2 separate regions of the Homo sapiens genome follow, and region 1 is linked to region 2. Evidence: chromatin contacts called from ENCODE POLR2A ChIA-PET data. All regions are on one chromosome and are shown on one strand. Each heading gives the region's core, a stretch centred on a gene start or an enhancer-like site at or near the end of the contact. The rest is flanking DNA. Distances are from core to core; before and after follow the strand shown. Region 1 holds the start of PRTFDC1 (phosphoribosyl transferase domain containing 1). Region 2 overlaps KIAA1217.

Region 1 (5,074 bases), core at 986-3,485, 460 kb after region 2:
AAATCCAAAATGCTCCAGTAAGCATCTCCTTTCAGCATCATGTTGGTGCTCAGAAAGTTTCAGATTTTGGAGCATTTCGGATTTTGGATTTTTGGATTAGGGATGCTCAACTTGTACTATATTTTAACCATTCTACCAATGCAGTGGTTGTTTAAAAGATTCTCCCTACTAATGGCTTTGTAATTGTTAAATACAGTGGCTGTTTTCCATCTTGGTATCCGACTTGCTGTCCCTGTAACATCTGACACTTCTGATGACCTCTTGACCCCGCCCCTCCTGCTCAACAATGCTCTATTCCCAAGGCACCCACCATGCTGCCTGCCCTCCCACCCTTCAAAGTTCTTTCTCGGTTCCTTCAACCAGCTTCTCCCCCACAGGCAGCCTCTTATATTTGGGACTTTCCAGGCTTCCATCCTTAACAGTTGCTTTAATTGTTTTTTCCATATTCACTGAGCACTCCCGAACATTACATATTATTCTTTTTGCTGATGACTTCCAAATCTCTCCAATCACTCTCCAGAATTCCAAATGTGAATTTCAAATTGCCTACAGTGCAGGCCAACCTGTGGGCCTTACAGGCACTACAAACTCAATTTGTCCAGAATGAACTTAATGATTGCCCTTTTTGCGTTTTAGTCCCCCTCCCATCCATCACACCGCTAGGCTTGCCCCTCCTCCTGGGGCAACTGGAATGGTTTTTGTAAAAGCATAAATCGGATACAATGATTCTTTTGCATTTGGTATGCGGGTCTCTGCCTGCAGTCCACATGGCTACTCCTGTGTACCCTTCAGATCTTGGCTCAAAGGTCACCGCAGAGAGGCTGCCCTGACCACCTGAGCAAAAGCATCACTCCCCCCTTCTCCTCCAATTACCCTCTATCCTGTTACCCTCCTCCTATTGCACATATCTCTATTTGAAATTTTCTCTATTTGTTTACACACTGCTTGCCTATGTCTTCTCTAGAACGCAAGCTCATGAAGACAAGGCCTTTGTCTTTTGCACCCCAGAGCCTACAGCACCTCCTACAACCCAGCAGGACAATAAACGTGTGGAATGAATAAATCAACTCCTCATCCTTTCAGAAGGAAAGGTCCTGCTGTTAAATTAAGCACTGAGCCCCACATTTCAACCTGACCCTTCTGTCTGAATGTGACACGTTTCCCTCCCCAGCCCACTTACTTTAGTTCAGGCCATTCATATTCATAAACAGATTATCTGTGAATGACAAGCTGATCCCTGGAAAGAGATGGCAAGTTAGCCCCACCCACCATCCTCACCACCATTGAGTTTCACACTGAACCTGACACAAGTTATAACCACCACCTTCTAGGAAAACCACTTCTCAGGGAGCAGGGAGGACGTGGCCACAAGGTCAAGAACGGGTTGGATCCTAGCACACTGAGAGATGGGTACCCTCTGGCTGACACCGTCAGGATTCTCAGGGTTAATGAGGCTCAGTTCTGGGAAACCAGCACCCCACACCCTCCCATCCGGACACACTGCTAGATATTTTACATGCATCCTCCCAATTGGCTCCAGAGCCCAGCTTGCTGTTGCTCCCTTTTACAGACAAGCCATAGGTCACTCAGGAGCCGCCAGCGTGTCCTAGAGCTCCTGCAGAGGCCTCCACTGCCAGAGAGCCCCCAACCTGGGTACCAAAGGCTTCAAATCTCAAGCTCTGTCCACTTGAGCTACTTTATTTCCTAGCTGCCTTCAAAACCCCTCAGTGTGCTTTTTAAAAACAAAACTTGAAGCCCGCCCTGGAGGAGTCAAGAGGAGACCCAGGAAGAAGGAGGCCTCCAGAGCAGCACGCGGGGGTCTCTGGGGCCCTGCCGGGCTCGCAGAAGCGACTCCCCGTGGCTCGCGGGGATGGGGACGGCTGGGCGCCGGCGGGACGCTGCAGGAGCGAGCTACCGGCCGGAGGACACGGGGGGACGCTGGGAACTCGGGGTGAAGGGACGGGACTCAGAGTTTCGTCAGATTGGGGGCGGGGAGAGGAGGCCCGGGTCCGAGGATGGAAGCGATCCCCGCCGGGAGGGAGAACAAAGCGGTGGCCCTCTCTCTCCCCCGACGCACGGCAAGCATTTAATCTACAAGCAGGGTGCCAGGGAGGGAGGGGAGCGGGCCGAGCCCCAAAATAGGGAGTTTGCATTTACCACGACGCCTCGCCCGTAGTCTGGCGCCTCCTCGCTGCTCCCGGCCATGTTTCTCCCGGGGAACGCGGGAAGGGAAGACGGCGCGGGAAGGAGCAGGGAGGGCGAAGGCTGCGTGGGGGATGGGACGTGGGGATGGGGACGGGGACGGGGACGGGGACGGGGACGGGGACGGGTCCGCCCCGCCCCGGGCCCGCCGGCGGGAAGCAGCGGCCTGACGCGGATCCATGGCCCCGGCGCTGCGCCCCCTCCCCTGGCTAGGCCGCGGGGGCGCGGGGAGCAGCTGCCAAGCCGCTACCGCTCCCCCTGAGCGCGGGCCCCGGACGCGTCCCTTGCGGCCGCCGCTGTCGCCGCCGCCCCCTGCCGGATGGTCGCGTGCAGCCCCCGGCCCCGCCGCCAAGCCCCGCGGGGACTCTGGAGCAGGAAGCCCGCGGCAGGAAGAGAACGTGTCCCCCAGGCCCCTGATTCCCAGATCCACCGTCCCAGCCCTCGGGCTAACAATCTCCTTGACTCCTCCCTGCCAGATTTCATGCACGCGATTGTCCCAAGCAGAAGCGTGAAAGAGCCTGTGAGCCAGCGTGCTCTTGGAGGATGGGAAGTGTCCTGGATGTGTTTTCAAACCTTGGAGCCGCCACCCACCTCTCTCCACCTCCGCTCATCTCCCTCCACCTCCCCTCACCTCCCTCCACCTCCCCTCACCTCCCTCCATCTTCCTCCACCTTTCTCCACCTTCCCCCACCTCCCTCATCCCAGGGCCTGGAGCTGGAAAGATTACACCCGATTGCTTTTAGGGTGGCCCGGATCTGCAGTGATCAGATCTGGGCTTTGAGGATCCAGCCTTTCGGCCTTTCGTCAACTGCATTCAGGGGAGGAGGGGGAGAGATTTTTACACATTCTCTGCTTTACCAGTTTTGCAAGAACATCTGGTCAGATTGTAATTGTTCCAGGTTGCAGCTTTACTAAAGCAATCGCTCTTTTCTGATTAGAAATCCTTCTTGTATGAGTCTGTTGTTCATTTCAACCCCTCTCACATGCCTATGCTCCGGTTCTTTGTCCACTCCTGTAGGTTCCTGCTTTTTCTGGGTGTGTCTTCATTCCCCAGGTCCCTGACATCTCACCAGCGTCTTCATTCACTCAGCCCAATTCGGGTCGAAGCCCTGAATCCAAGAGAACTTAACACAGTTTTCCTGATGCAGGCGTCTTTTGTTCATCTTCGAATTCTGGCACACAGAGGGGAGAGGAATGCTGATTTTGCCTAGTTTAAAGGGGAAATAGTTATCAATCGGTTAATGACGTTCTAGGTTGGAAAAATATTAGTCATTCAGACTTGGCGCCCTGGTCCTGCTCAGCAGGGCTGGCTCTTCATGTCGTTTCTAAGCGCCAGCGCCTTGGAGGGTGCAGCTCCAGAGATCCCTGAAATCAGGCATCTGCTTGGCAACTGCCTTACAGAAATGGGGGGTGTTGTTTCTCAGCACACGGGTAAACATTTTCTCCTAGTAATTGTGAGAGGGCGTTGTTTTGAGCCATTTTTGTAGTCTGCATCTCACTTCTTTTCCCCAAAGTCAAGCACCATCTTTTATTTTCATTTTCAAAGACCAGGCCCAGGAACCATATTCACAAGCAACATCATTAAAATTTCCAGGAGCAGAAAAGTGCTATCATTAGGATGATGATCAAACTTTAGAGTTCACAAGACTCTCCTGGGGAGCTGGTTAATGCAGCTTCACTGGGTGGGGAAGATCTGTGGAAGCACCTAGAATCCTGTACCTGCTGAGAGACACCAGATGGGTGTGATGTGGGTGGCTCATGACCCATGCTTTAGGGGATTCCACTAGACCATCTTACTGCTTGGATATCAAAACTTAGCCATGAGGCTCAGTGTGGGTGCAGGGCCAGATTGGGGGGTACCAGGAACTTCAAAATATGTCACAGGAGTAGTTGCCATACAGAAGTCAAAAAGCATCAACTTTGGTTCCAGCCTAGACACTGCGGAAGATGTAAGGGAAATGGTAGATAAATCTTCTTCCCTTAGAAAGGCTATTAGTTTAAACGTAAAATCCAACAAGTTCACAGTGAAAAATGTAACTTGCTTGAAAGACAACAGGAATCTTATGAATGTGTGCTCAAGAACATCCTACATAGACTTATATAGGTCATCCTATAAAGGGCACAGAATGATGAGTAAATAGTTTTTAAAAATCTAATTCATTTTATTATCTTTGTATATTTTGATAATACTTTGTGCGGTCTGATTACACTTCGATACTTTGGAGAGCATTAACATAATACAAAATAATACTTGATAACCCAAATAGTATTTGCAAAGACCGGTATCCAGAAATAACAGCTCATCTGTCCAAGGCTTTATTCTTAATCTTGCATTATGAGGATTTAGAGGCAAAAATTCTTTTTAAACCTCAAATTTCTGTTACATGTTGTATTAGTCTGTTCTCATATTGGTATAAAGAACTACCTTAGACCTGGATAATTTATGAAGAAAAGAGGTTTAATTGACTCACAGTTCTGCAGGCTGTACAGAAAGCAAGGCTGGGAGGCCTCAGGAAATTTACAATCATGGCAGAAGGCAAAGGGGAAGCAAGCACGTCTTACCATGGCAGAGCAGGAGAGAGAGAGAGCAAGGGTGTAGTGCCACATACTTTTAAACCATCAGATCTTGTGAGAACTCACTCACTATAACGAGAACAATATGGGAGAAATCCACCCCCATGAGCCAATCACCTCCCACCAGATCCCTCCCCCAACACTGGGAATTACAATTCAACATGAGATTTGGGTGGGGACACAGAGCCAAACCATATCACATGTCTAGTGGAATAGCTTTGGACTAGGACCTCTATTTTTCTGTAACAATCCATGTTACTTTAGCCAATGAGTCTAAGCCAATTATATCAGTGTAATA
Region 2 (5,367 bases), core at 52-2,551:
GAATTACAGGCAGGAGCCACCGTGCCCGGCCAGACCATCATTACTTTTTCCACTGACAATCAGATAAATTAGCCAGCATGTATTTAATAGTGTAAGAATATACTGTTTGCAGCATGGGAATCCCCACCACTCACAAACCCAGAGGCCTGTGGGACTGAGATCCGCAGTGAGGAGTGAGGTCCCCTCTCTTATCTCAGGCTCATGCAAGGACACTCACTCATGGGAGATAACAGCACAGGCAATGCCCATGCCATATACATTGTTCTCCTCTCTCTCCTTTTCCTGTTTTGAACTAACAAATATGCATAACTGAATTCACATGAGGTGACATGTGAAGCCTCTATTCACTTACTCGTATTGTTGTTTTTAACAATGTGTTGAAAACATGGCAATAGTTCTGCGAAACGTCCATTGTCTGAGGTCTAGAAATGTGAGTCTATTTCAAATGCCAGCTAAACTGTAATGAAACATCAAAGAGCCCTGGAGAGAGAGGAACAGTATCTGTATATGGAAATCATTGGGAAATTTTTCATTAACATCTTGAGATGGCCAAGCTGTTAGGGATATTCGTGTTCCTGCGTGATTCTATAAAAACCTCCAGGCTAAAGTTCCTATGACATTAGATCTAACATCATCTACCTTCAAATAAATGGGTTGTTTTGTTTTGTTTTGAGACAGAGTCTCACTCTTTTGCCCAGTCTGTAGTTCACTGGTGCAATCTTGGTAGCAGAGACAGGGTTTCACCATGTTGGCCAAGCTGGTCTCAAACTCCTGACCTCAGGTGATCTGCCCACCTCGGCTTCCCAAAGTGCTGGGATTACAGGTGTGAGCCACCGCGCCCGGCCGGGTTTCAGTCATATTTCTCCATGGTCTAAAGAAGAGACATGTTTGTGTTGCCCCTAAGCTGTGACACAAGTGTTACTACCCACACAGCAAACAGCTCCATCATTTACACCAAAACCACTCCGCAGCCTCCCAGCTGAGGTGTACGGCATAGAAATGTGTGCAGCTAGGTGAGATCTGGCCTGGGACACTGCGAATGCTAGGGAACAGCCCTTTTGTGCAAGGTGAAAGAAAGAAAGCAGGGCAGAAAGACTCAAAAACATAGGATGTGCAAACAGGAGTGTTTCCGAGGGAGATGTCTTTGAGTTGGTCCGTGCTGTGTCTTTTTTTAGCCAGTCAGGTCACTGGCTTGATACTGAACACTGATCACGAATCTTGACCTGAGCTAAGGATGTGCGGCTCTTCATGTTCCTGAGCCAGGTTGGGTGAACTTCCACGGCCTTCTAGGTGGTACCTTTTATAACCCTCAGGTGGTGCATTCACCCGGACAAACTGGTTTGAAAGTCCATAAAGCTTTAACAAACAATTCTCTTGTTTTACAGAGAGAGGATGCAAGCCATGGAGAAACAGATTGCCAGTTTAACTGGCCTTGTTCAGTCTGCGCTTTTTAAAGGGCCCATTACAAGTTATAGCAAAGATGCGTCTAGGTAAAAAAGAAGAAAGCCAATGAAAAAAATAATTCAATCTGTTTCTCTTTTAATCATTAAGATAATTCATTCATTCAAATCTGTTTTCTTGTAATCATTTCAAGGCTGAAAATATTCACATCTCTATGGATCATGGGCGTTATTTTTTTGTTTTGGGGGGTTTGGTTGCTTTTTTTCTTTCCTCCTTCTGGTAATTCTTGGTCGAAAGTAACACTTTGGCCCAAGAAGGTAAATGGGCTTCCCAGTGCATGTGGCTTCATGGACCACTCACCGTGCAGTGCCTGCAACCACCACCCTTGCGTGTCCACGTCGCCATCATCTGAAAGTCACAAGTGAGCCTGGCTGCATTCCACCCCCAGTGTCAGGTGCACACCTGGGAAGCCTTTTCCATCCTGGCCAATTGTGATGCTGATGCTAAAATACCTTCATTGCTTAATCCCATCACTGCCAATTGCTTCAAATAGTGGATGGAATGGGCTTTAAAAAAAAAAAAAAAGGCATTTTGGAAACTGCATAGCTGACTCTCTTTTTCTTTTATTCAGCGAGAAAATGATGAAAACCACAGCCAACAGGAACCACACAGATAGTGCAGGTAAGTAAGTGTTTTTGGAGCTGTAGGAGGCCTGTGGGCTGCCTGGGATGAGCCCTGGCTGGTCTCAGAAATGTTTAACATTTCCCTAAGTCACGTATTTGGTATGATGTCAGGGGATTCCTAGATATTCCTGCCAATACTGAAATTCCAGATTTATTCATTAATTCGGGGGCAAAGCACTGTATTCTCCCTTCGGTTTTCATTCATTCGCTCATTCATTTGTTCATTGATATGGCCACACGGTGGTCATCTTGCAGACACGGGGCTGCCTGCCTAGAACTTAGAATTCAGTGGGGAAGATGGAAATGGGACAAGTAATTTTATGTGTGTCAAGTGTTTAAAAGTGCAGGATAAATGTTTCACCAATAGGACTAGCCTATACCAAGGGCAGTCCCCAGACAAAGTGACATAAACTAAGCCCAGAAAGATGAAGAGGACTTAGGGGGAAGAAGGGTTGTCCAGTCAAGGGAATTTAAAATTGTTCTAAGTGCAAAGTGAAGCCATCGGAAGGTTGTACACTGGGGAAGGACATCAGCCCAGCTGCAATATGGGGATGGATGAGAAGGGACAGTAGCCAATAAGGAATGACCAGTGTCCAGATGGGAGAAAAAGGAGTACTTGGACTAGGGCCTACTTTTTATTTTATCTTTTTAATCTCATGACAGATGACAAGGCCTGCTTTTTAAATGCCAGCATTCCCCAGAAAGACAGCCCAGTTCTGTTAGTAGTGGCGTTCACTAGTATCCAGGTCTTTGCAATGAATGTCTCATCCAGCAGTCTCAAGCCAGGCCTCTGCAAGAAGATGAGGTCTTCCCTCTCATCGGGTTAGAAATAGAAATCCTTAGCAGGAACACATTCAGATACTAAATTACACAGAAAGCATATGGCAAGTTGGGTGAAACCCCAAATTTAGGGAAGCCACGTGTACTAGTTTTGTGCAGCACGGTAGAGTAGACAGAATTGGGGACTTCAGTTTAGGGCTCTGTTGGTCGTGGTTCTTCTCTGGCTGAGCACAATTTAGCTACAAAGCCAACAGGGCCACTCTGCCATCATTCCTGATCCTGACGGGATTTGTTGTTTTGCTTAGAAATCAATCAGTGGCCTTGGCCGAAGCCAGAGAATTATTTCACGGAAATTGCTAAACTTGTCTTCAGAGCAATTGCCAGTTTGTTTCGGAGATACTTAATTCATTCATTTTTTAAAATGGATTGTAAACTTAGGGAGAAGAAAGGAAACTACTAAATACTAAAAGCTCCCATCCTTCTATAATCCATTCTAGAAATGATTCATATCTGAAAGCACTGCTCTAAGCAATATGTACGTGCTGTTTTGTATTCTCCTTTTATTTCTTTTTGCTTTATAGAGAAGAAGAAGAAGAATAAATATGTAGTGAGTGCTTCCTATGCACTTTTCATGCATTCACTCATGAACTCCTTACCGCAGCATCTAGGGAGAGGTACAGTTTTTATTCTCATGTTCCAGAGAAGAAAACTGAATGCACATCCACACACGTGACACACATCATCATAGTCCAAATGCCTCCCATTTGAACTCCTTTTATGTTAAGATGCCTCAGTCCCTTTAAAGATATATAGGTTGTTTCATTTCTTTGTTCTAAAAACTCTTGTCAATTTCTTTTCAAATGTGGGGAAAGGAGCCAGTGTCATTTCCTCAGATATATTTCCCAAAGTGGAATCGGTGGGTCCAAAGGGACAGTTCAGTGCCACTGGTGACATGCTGTTAGTTTTCTCTTCTGAATGGCTGAGCTGATTTGCAACGCCACTGGCAATGAGCACGTGGACTCACTCCCCACGTCTCTGCTAGGTTTGGACTTTCTCACTCTAACGTATCAGGGCGAGATATCGTCCACAGGGGCTTCGTTGCCATAGCAGCCTTGTATAGTGCACAAAATATAATAATTCTTCCAGAATGCTAGGAAGTCAGCTACAAGACAAGTATTATCCCTGTTCTGTAGACAAGTAAACGGAATTATATAGAAGTCAAGGAACTCATCTGGCCAAGAGTAAAGGAAAACCCAGACTTCCTGGCTACTTATGGAATGTGTAGTTTACTGTGGAAAGAGAACAGATGGAACCTCCCATCTCAAAGGTTTTTATACTGAGCATTAGATCATTTAACACACAAAACCCTATAAGGAAGATGTCATTACCCATATTTTACATGAAAAGAAACAGAAGCTCAGGGAGGTTAGGTTAGTTTTCCAAAGCGACACAGCTATTAAGAGTGACAGCCAGGCTGGGCATGGTGGCTCATGCCTGTAATCTCAGGACCTTGGAAGGCTGAAGTGGGAGGACTGCTTGAGGCTAGGAGTTTGAGACCAGCCTGGGCAATATTGCAAGACCCTGTCTCCACAAAAAATGAGCGTGGTGGTACATGTTTGTAGTCCCACATACTTGGGAGGCTGAGGTGGGAAGACTGCTTGAGCCCGAGAGGTCAAGGCTGCAGTAAGCCGAGATCAAGCCACTGCACTTCAGCCTGAGTGACAGAGCAAGACCTTGTCTCAAAAAAAAAAAAAAAAAGTGACAGCCTGACTGGCTGATAATTGAGTAGATAGTGGTGCCACTGGCTACAATTAGGCCCGTATTATAATGGACATTGGAGACTCAGAAGTGGGCAGGGTGGGAGGGGATGAGGGATAAAAAAAACTACGAATTGGGTACAAAGTACACTACTCAGGTGATGGGTGTACTAAAATCTCCGACTTCTCCACTATACAATTCATCCATGTATCCAAAAACTACTTGTTCCTCAAAAGTTATTGAAATTATATATATAATACAATTAGGCCCACAGAGACAGAAAGAGCTTTGTGGAAGACGAGTGGAAATAATGAATTTGACTTGTTTATGGAAAAGTTCAGTAGTGGCGTGAAGGCGTTAGTATGTGGATCTGAAGATGATTGTGTGCTGCTGACGAGGGTGCGGGAGACCTTGGTGGGTGGTGGTAGCAGAAGTGGCCTCCCTAGAAAGTATGTCCAGCAAGAAGAGAAGTGGACCCAGGGACACAACATATCAGGATTTAAAAGGTTGGCAGAGGAAGGAGTTAGAAAAGAGATTGACCAAGACGGAGCAGCAGAAAGGGAAGAAGATCATGGAAAGTTTCAAAGTGACTAAAAGGAAAAGAAGTGGCTGACAAAGCTTAGTGTCACATTGAAGCAAAGGAGAGAGTCCACAGGGGTGACAACTAGAAGATCGCTGAAATGAACATAAAGAGCCATTTCAGAGAATGAAGGAGCTATGACATGTACCAAATATAGGAGATTAA

Evidence for each region. ChIA-PET counts read pairs that join two places held with the same protein, here RNA polymerase II (POLR2A).
Region 1: POLR2A ChIA-PET joins it to region 2 with 13 read pairs in WTC11. The contact joins the promoter of PRTFDC1 here to the enhancer-like site in region 2. POLR2A ChIA-PET finds 5 or more read pairs at or near these places in 2 of 52 experiments (IMR-90 and WTC11).

The regions. Positions count from the first base shown.
Region 1 is chr10:24,950,371-24,955,444 of GRCh38, forward strand. PRTFDC1 (phosphoribosyl transferase domain containing 1) reads right to left here and starts at 2,236. Exons shown (of 9, transcript NM_020200.7): 1 at 2,158-2,236. The coding sequence starts at 2,205. It also overlaps a transcript of THNSL1 not described here. RefSeq lists a silencer at 2,397-2,586.
Region 2 is chr10:24,493,115-24,498,481 of GRCh38, forward strand. It overlaps KIAA1217, which reads left to right. Exons shown (of 21, transcript NM_019590.5): 7 at 1,386-1,490; 8 at 2,033-2,082. Among named protein-coding and RNA genes, the nearest start is that of MIR603, 220 kb to the left of the region's middle. RefSeq lists enhancers at 492-993, 994-1,493, 1,649-2,429. Within about 2 kb of position 1,302, at least 2 of the 41 ENCODE cell types and tissues checked have a DNase peak (open chromatin) inside an H3K27ac peak, as active enhancers do.